Linked DNA regions of Homo sapiens: region 1 is linked to region 2. The links are chromatin contacts, found by Hi-C or POLR2A ChIA-PET in ENCODE. All regions are on one chromosome and are shown on one strand. The core of a region is the stretch at or near the end of the contact, and the rest is flanking DNA. Distances in the headings are between cores, read along the strand shown.

Region 1 (4,220 bases), core at 1,443-3,942, 220 kb after region 2:
CAAATAGTCTTTAAGAAATAGGTGTGAGCCCATCTCCTCAAACCTTCATCTACGCTGACTGCTAACCTTTAGACAATCTTTGCCAATTTGTTAGGGGAAAGAACAACCTTTCATTGTTCTAATTTGCCTTTCTTTAATTACCAGGGATGACTAACAGTTTTTCATTTGCCTTGTTCCTCTTGCGAATTGCCTGTTCATGTTTAAAAAGGAAGCCCGTTTTCATAATTAGATGCAGCAGAGTAGGTGGCCTCAAAGTGAACTCCCTACCGCTGGGAAGGGTTGAGCAGGGCCAGGTGGTTGCCCATCAGGGAACTGGGCATCTCTGTGCCTTGTGGACAGCAGAACTGGATGAGCTCTGAAGTCCTTTATTACACTGGGATCATTTCACTCTTGTCCAGACCAGCAAAGGTAGCAGGCAAACCTCAAAGAAAAGATGGCTTGCGGATCAACAACTGGATTCTGAAGACCTCCACCAGGATTTCCCAAGGTGGATTTGATGCCTAAACATCTCTCATAAGCTTCTGCATAAAGACACCCCAGTTATATCGGAGAGAAGAGTCAAATCGACATGGTTATGCCTCTAGTAGCTACAGCATGCCACAGTGGGGGAATTCCTTAAATCTCCCCCTTGACAAGATGGAAAACCTTCGTGGTCATAGATCAAATCCTACCACAACAAACATGTTCATAATCAAGGTCAGCATAGCACAAAGACTCCTAAGGTGGGGCCAGTGGTCTGTTTATCTCAAGCTATAACTTTTTTCCCTGCTTTGCATTTGGCTTTGGTACAAGAATTTGACATAAACACCCTCCTAACCCCACTCCCCTACAGGTATTTACATAGCAATTTTCTCCTGAGCTGGTCAAAACCCTGCTAGGACTTGGAGAATTCCATTGTGTTTGTAGTAAGCAGACACCTGGAGCCAGATAGCTCTTAGAGAATAAACTATTCTTGGATTGGAAAGGGATCTGAATGTATCTGACGCCCTCCTTTTGCAAAAATTTTGCAGTGTTTTCAGAGGACCTTCTACATTTTCACTAAGGGGATATTTCCCCCTAATATCTCCACCATTGCCATTGTTGGAGTTTCCTGCTGGGTCTGGCCCCCACAGGTATAATGCCAGCTGGAAACAGAACACTCACATCTCTTAAATTACTCCACTAACGAAGAAGTCACACGTGGAATTAGAATTCTGGCTAATTTTCCTGTGGGCACACCTTAAGCACACAAACCTGAAAGCAGCAGAGCAGCGAAACTGGCAGCCAAAATAAAGCAAAAAGAAGAACATCTTCCAGGAGGGAGGTGGAATCAGATTGAGGCAAAGCCAGGACTAGGTTCTTGGCAACGTGATTAAAATCCCGAACTACGAGGGAGGAGAGGCCTTGCTGCCAGCCCCTCAGCACACTCGAGCCAGGGCACTGGAGGTGGGTGGTGGTTAAAAGCTGTGTGCCATTCACAGCCTATAGCACTGCCTGTGTCCGTCAGTATGGGCAGAATGGCTAATGACTCCAAATAAAACTCCTACACCATGCTCCATCTGGGGACCATGTTATAGCTGAATACACAAAGTCACTTTGTAGCTTGCCCGATAAGTCCACTTTAATTCCTCCAAAATAATTCATGGAGGCCTGTGAGCACACTGCACCAGGCCAAGCACTAGGGTTATAAAAAAGAAATGAAAAAAGAAAAACCTAGTTGCTCTACTCTAAGGGCTTATGATTTAACCAAGGAGATGAGATTCACAATGGTAGCTGGCAATACGGTAAATCAAGGCACAAAGAATCCAGGAGTGTGTTCTGCTAGAGGCCCAAGAGGGCAGCTGGCATTTTCAGGAGGATGCAGGTCAGCCTTTATGGGAAAATGGATTGAGTTTACCTTGAAGGGTGGGGAAATTTTAGGCAGGTGGCTAAGAAGTGAGCTGGCCTCTGGGGATGTGGGGAGACTGTGAGCGCCGCATGAGACAGGCTCTGCATCCTGCACATGCTGCCTGCATTTCCAGCCCTGGGAGGAGGATTTGTGCAAGGGAGGCAGAGATGAGAGCGTTGATAGGAAGGAAGGAGGCCAGATTTCAGAGAGGTCTGAATCCCACACAGAGAAGCTTGGGCTTTCTCCAATAAGCTGCAGGGAGCAGTTGGAGACTTGTGAACAGCAGATTAACATAATTAAATAAAAACTTCAAGACTTTAGCTTTTTGTGGGGATGCAGACTAGACGAGAGGTGATGAGAACATTAGAAAGCTTTTACAGTGTAGACCAGGCTGGCCACGGTGTTGGCAACGGGAGAGAAAGAAATAGATCTGGAAGATACCACAAAGCAAATATCTAAAGGGCTTGGAAACAAATTTGGCCGGGGGGCGGATGAAGGATGAGTCAGGGGCAGTTCTGAATTTTAAAACTTGGGGGATGTGAGGTGGAGGTGGCATCGTCAGACATAAAGACACAGGTTCGAGCAGCTTTACAAGAACTTAAAAAGGCCAGACCACCCAAAGGTGGCACTGACTGGAAGCACGAGGCTACGGACAATGCTTCCTCATTTCAAAGGGGAGTTAACAAGTTAAGTGAAGTTTTATCCACCAATGAAATGGCTGTCTGTCCAAACAAATAAGCAACAAGTGTGGGCTCTGCACTCCTCTCCACCTCTCTTGCTCCTTCCGTTGATGCTCCCCTAACATTTATCTGACCATAAGCTAAGAGCAGTCATGAGAACAAGATAGAAATCCTCAGAAATCCAGAACTCTAATCCTTCCTTCTGCTGAAATACTGTAGGGCTTAGTTATTTTCACACTTATGCATATGCTTCAGTGTGTAAGAACTGAGTCATTGTTTTCTTTTCTCCTCCCCTCTCCCCTCTCTTTCCCTCCTCTTTGCCACCCAGCACCTCCTCTGCCTCCACCCCCAAGCCACTGCAAACATCCTGGCATGCATCTCTCCCCATCCATTTCTGCATGGCTGTCAACATTTCCCATTCCCTCCAAGCTTGCCTCCTGCCTCCTATTTCTTTAGACACACTGGGAGTCTAAGAAATGAACTACAGATTCAACAGGACTGTGGACCACAGATCTTGACAAAGACAGGCAGCTTGTTGTGAAAAGAGAATTGGAGGGCAGGTCAGAGACTTAGGTTTTAGGAGTCAGGCAAGGGAATCAGATAAAGATCCCTGAAAACAAGGGATATCATCACTGCCCAGCTTTACTGACGTAGAGACAAGTTTTCTCACTTGGCAGATATAGACGGAAGATAAGCAGGTTCCCTTTCAGATGGTAACCCCAAGTGCAGTGGCTCACAGCTGCAGTTATTCTGAATGGCAGCGGGAGGGAAGGAAACAATGAATGCACACACACACAAGAGCAATGCTTAAGGTGAAATGGACTTGAACAGTCTCAAATGCACACCTCCTCCAGTTCCTGGAAGGCAAGGATGAGTCAAACAGAAGTTGAATTTCACAGGCGTTCCTCCTCCACTGTCACATACGTTCCCAGACGCAGAGTCATCTGTGCACATGTCACCCAGCATCGACTGCTACCAGCAACTGCCTCCTGGGAAGTTAAGCTGCAGGGTCAGATCTGCTTCTGCTGGGGAGCTGAAAGTAAACTGCGTAAGGTGGGGGTGATCCCAGTAATGTGAGGGCAGGAAAAAGCAGAGAACGCTGGAAAAGGATGGCAGGAATTAACATGGCTCTGAAGAGAGGAGCCAAGGATCACCTGATCTGTAGAGCCTGGAATCTGCAGTTATTTCTAGTTTCCTAGACAACCCTGACTAAACTAGGAAGACATCTGAACTCCGGCTCAAAAATAATATAGGTTCTTGGAATGGGACAAAAGAAGAAAGGAAAGGGGAGGTGATACCATGTGCCAGTTCAGGGAGTGGGGACCAGACCTTCAGAGAAAGGAAGGTCTTCCCAAATGGAAGCTGAAATCCCAGTGGGCATTATGCTTTCTGTACTTTTGCATTTGTAGCCAAGAGCATGATTCTAATTCTGGTTCTCCAGCGGAGGTGCGGGCAGCACATGTGCATGAGTTCGTCAAAATTGATCTAACGGCACACATAAGATCTGTACATTTCACTGTATGTAAATTAGATCCTAGTAATTCTACCTCTCTCAATTAGTTGGTTGTGTGACCTTGGACAAGTCATTTAAATTTTTGTAGTCCAGGATTCTCCATCTGTCAAGCTGAAGCTAAGAAGCTGGCCTCTAAGTTTCTCCCTGGCTCTAAAATTTA
Region 2 (3,908 bases), core at 851-3,350:
GCACTGCAGAATGGGTGGGGCTTGAAACATGCGTTCTTGTTTCTACATTTCCATACTGTTCTTTTTTTAAGCACTAAGCATGTATCACTTTTGTAATTTGAAAATGATATAAAAGTATAGAGACAGAAGGTAGAATAGGGGTTGTCCGGAACTGGGGCAGAGCAGAATGGGGGGTCAGTGTTTAATAAGCACAGAACTTCAGTTTTACAAGATGAAAACAGTTAAGAGGCCAATATCTTAAGTGAAACAACTAAGAAACAGAAAATCAAATACTGCATATTCTCACTTATAAGTGGAATCTAAATAATGTGTACACATGGACACGAAGTGTGGAATAATAGACGCTGGAGGCTCTGAAGTTGGGAGAGTGGGAAGGGTAAGGGATGAGAAATCACTTACTGCATACAATGTACATTATTTGGGTGACGGTTGTACTAAAAACCCACACTTCACCGCTATGTAATATATCCATGTAACAAAATTGCATTTGTACCCCTTAAGTTTATACAAAGAAAGAAGAGAAAGAAAGAAAGAGAGAGACAGAGAAATAAAGAAAGAGAGAGAAAGAAAGAAAGAAAGAAAGAAAGAGGAAGGAAGGAAGGAGAGAGAAAGAAAGGAAAAGGAAAGAAAGAAAGAAAGGGAGAGAGAGAGAAAGAAAGAAAAAGGAAAGAAAGAAAGGGAGAGAGAGAGAAAGAAAGAAAAGAAAGAAAGGAAGGAAGTAAGGAAGAAAAGGAAGAAAGAAAGAAAGAGAAAAGAAGAGATGGATGGTGGTGATGGGTGCATAACTTTTTGAATGTATTTAATAACACTAAACTGTACATTTAAAAATGATTAAGATGGTAAATTATGTTATGTGTATTTTACCATAATAAAAATTGAGAAACTGATATAAAAGTGTCTTCTTTTTAGAAAACAGTTGAACAGGGAGGGGGCTACTAGGGGTAGAGGGGCCCATCTGCAAGGTGGCACCCACCCAGGGCAGGAAGGACCAGGGCCAGCTCCTCTGCTGGCCCCACCCAAAATCATGAGGAGGGAGGGCCCTTGCTCTCCACTCTCCACCAACACATCAAAGCAAGGCCTTTGCCAGCAGCTGGTAGGGGCCGCATCCGGTCTGGGCACTGGGGGTTGGCATCACTGCAGCTGACAAAGGGTTAAAGAAAAATCCTGGATGCCTGGCAGGGGCCAGCCTCACTGGGTCATAACAGCTGTTTTCCAAGGGCTGGCAGGGAGGCAGGGGGGCTTTGGACTCTGGCACTGGGCCTCACACACTGATCCTAAAGAAAGTGGAGAAGAAGGCTGGCCCTGAGGCCCCTGCCACCCTCCTGACACCCTCCTGACACGTGGCCCTTCCCTCCACTCTGAACGGAACGTCTGCAGAAGGGGCCGGCACATGGAAAGTCAAATTTGATCTGTGTGGGGCAGGGAATTGTGGGATGAATCTTTCTATTTTCAGTTTTATTTGTTATTGTGGTCTGTGATCAATAAGAAAACATGAAAATCTAAGACATGGGTCACACATGGCAGAATCATATGGAATAATCCTGGTGGTTCATGCTGGGATACTGGCAAAGGGGTGGATGGGAGGGGAAGAGAGAGAATTACTGGCATGCCTCATTTACCCAGCACCACAGAAGTAGCATGGTATAGCATAGCGAGTTGGCCTTAACATCATCAGAAAGACATGGGTTCAGACCCTGGTTTCATCCATTACTAGCTCACTTTCCTCATGAGTCAGAAGTGAAGACTCTCACCCCCTCCCTGGGTTTGCCACGTGGATCAGATGCGACAAAGTGTATGTGAAATGAGTATGAACCCAGTATACAAAAGGCACTCAATAAATGCCTGTGCCCTTCTTCAGTTATGGTGGGACACCTTCCAAGTCTCTCTCCCTCTGTCAATCTCTCCTCCTTCTGGCTTCTGTTTTGGGGTTTGGGGTTGGCTCTGTGACCCACCTCCCTCTCTGTGGTCAGCCTTCCGGCTCTCACTTTCCTGAGGGGCTCACCTTTGTTTCAGCGGAGTGCGCTCTAGTCTGAGAATGCTGTGACATGCAGCTGACAGCCTGGAGGCTGCCTTGGGAACCTTCCCGGTCCCCAGCTGTGTTCTCCAGACAAGAGGCTTCTCTCTCACATGGTAGCTGACTCACGGATGAGTGAGGCGTCCCCAACAAGGAGAGTGGGCAGAGAGACAGGCAATGGAGCCCAGTCATTGATAGCGACAAGACCTGCTTTGAGGATACCCAGAAATGTTTTCCAGGAAAGACAGGGCATTTAAAAATAGAGAATGGTGATACTTTCCATTGTATGAAGGAGCAAAAAAGAAGAACTTCAAGTACAAGATAACATATTCCATTTAGTGGCAGGTAGGAATATACTGTCTCATAAACTCTACACTGGGATTTGGCAGAAGAAAAGTTCATGGTTTTCAGGCACTGCAGGGACAAGGAAGGGAGGTGTTGCTGGTGTATATGGGGAGCACCCAGCCCAGGAGTCGAGGAGAATACCGGAGTGGCGGGAGGAGGAACAGACGAGACTGGAGGAGCTGCACTTGGAGATGAAGGTTCTGAGAGCTGCTGGGGCGGGGGTTGGGGGGCGGGGGAAGGTAGGTGTGGGAGGAGCAGTGAGGTCGCTTCCTGCTATATCAGGCCACACCTCGCAGCCCTCTGTCACAGAAAGCCCCCTGGAACTAGGCACTCTACACAGGGGAGCAGAGAAGACACCGTGTTCCCTCTCTGGGTGCAATAGAAATCCCATGAGGCAGCCCCACATTTGAGGTCCAGCTGCACCCAGCTAAGTGACCTTGGACAAGACACTCTCCATCACTGGGCTAGACCCCAGGGTGCAAAGGTGAAGAAGACCTTGTCCATGTCTCAGGCTGTGATGGATCTAGCAGGGAAGATAGATAAGAAAATCAGTGGTTCTGGCCCTTTCTCCCAGGGAGCCCAAAACCTGAGCTGCTTCCCCGCAAGAAGGCTTCTAAATCTCCCCGGGTTGTAGACACAGAAGCCAGAGGTAGAGGAAGAACCCAACATTTGTTGAGTGTCTTCCACGTGCAAAGGCTGTCCCTGCATTTTTTCACAGTCATACTAATGCTACGGTCAGGCTCCATCATCACCATCTGACAACTGAGGAAACTGAGGCTTTGAAAACAGAGAGATGTGGACAGCCTTGCACTGCAGGAGGGCCCAAGGCTCTGGCATTAAATAAAACTGGACATTACTGGTCTTAGACACTGTGTGGCCTTCTTCGAGTCCTTGACCACCTGTGAGTCTGTTTCCTCACCTCTGAAACAAGAGCAAGAGTGCACGCCCTGGGCTGGGGTAAGAACAAAATGGTACGGTTGGCTTCCCAGAAAAATCCACCTTCTCCCTCTTCCTCTTCTGGTTACTTCTGATCTTTTAGCTTTACTTATGTTTATGATTATTTCATCTTCTAAAATAAGAAGATACCAGATCCCATAACAAGATTGCTGCAACTTATTCACAGCAAAGCAGGTGGAGGCCTCGGGAGATCCCGGGGACTACAGAACCTCCACCACTGGCCCACAGTAGGACAGGGGCAGGGAGTAATTCATGCCTACTAGGAAGACTGTGATAACAGGTGTGTGTTTTTGGAGGCAGAATTGCTTTCTGCCCACACGACAGCTGCCCCCTTAGCTAAGAGGGGAAGCCTGGTGACCCAGGGTCCTCCGGGGACCCAGCCAGGCTTCTGGTCTAGATCTCAACCTGCCCCACTCCTGCCCAGTGCTACCCCATCTTCCACCCCATCCCCACCTCCACCAGTTCAGAGATTCAGCCAGACAGAAAGGCTGTGCCAAAGGAAATTGTGTGCCACAGGGCCCACTTGGTCTGCTGTGGTGTTCTTCCTTTTTTTGGACTTTGTGGCTGTTTGAGTGGGTACCTTTTTCCATAG

What was found. Hi-C counts contacts between places; a loop is a spot of excess contacts on that map. ChIA-PET counts read pairs that join two places held with the same protein, here RNA polymerase II (POLR2A). Pooled maps may share reads with other maps.
Region 1: a loop to region 2 is called in a pooled map, with 7 times the contacts of the local background. The contact joins two enhancer-like sites. A Hi-C loop is called at or near these places in 2 of 37 single-sample maps with no recorded cell type and 8 of 50 pooled maps. POLR2A ChIA-PET finds 5 or more read pairs at or near these places in 1 of 52 experiments (A673).

What each region holds. Positions count from the first base shown.
Region 1 is chr1:41,859,644-41,863,863 of GRCh38, forward strand. The region is part of intron 1 of HIVEP3 (HIVEP zinc finger 3); the gene reads right to left. Among named protein-coding and RNA genes, the nearest start is that of HIVEP3, 57 kb to the right of the region's middle. Within about 2 kb of position 2,693, at least 6 of the 41 ENCODE cell types and tissues checked have a DNase peak (open chromatin) inside an H3K27ac peak, as active enhancers do.
Region 2 is chr1:41,637,696-41,641,603 of GRCh38, forward strand. The region is part of intron 2 of HIVEP3 (HIVEP zinc finger 3); the gene reads right to left. Among named protein-coding and RNA genes, the nearest start is that of EDN2, 150 kb to the left of the region's middle. Within about 2 kb of position 2,101, at least 2 of the 41 ENCODE cell types and tissues checked have a DNase peak (open chromatin) inside an H3K27ac peak, as active enhancers do.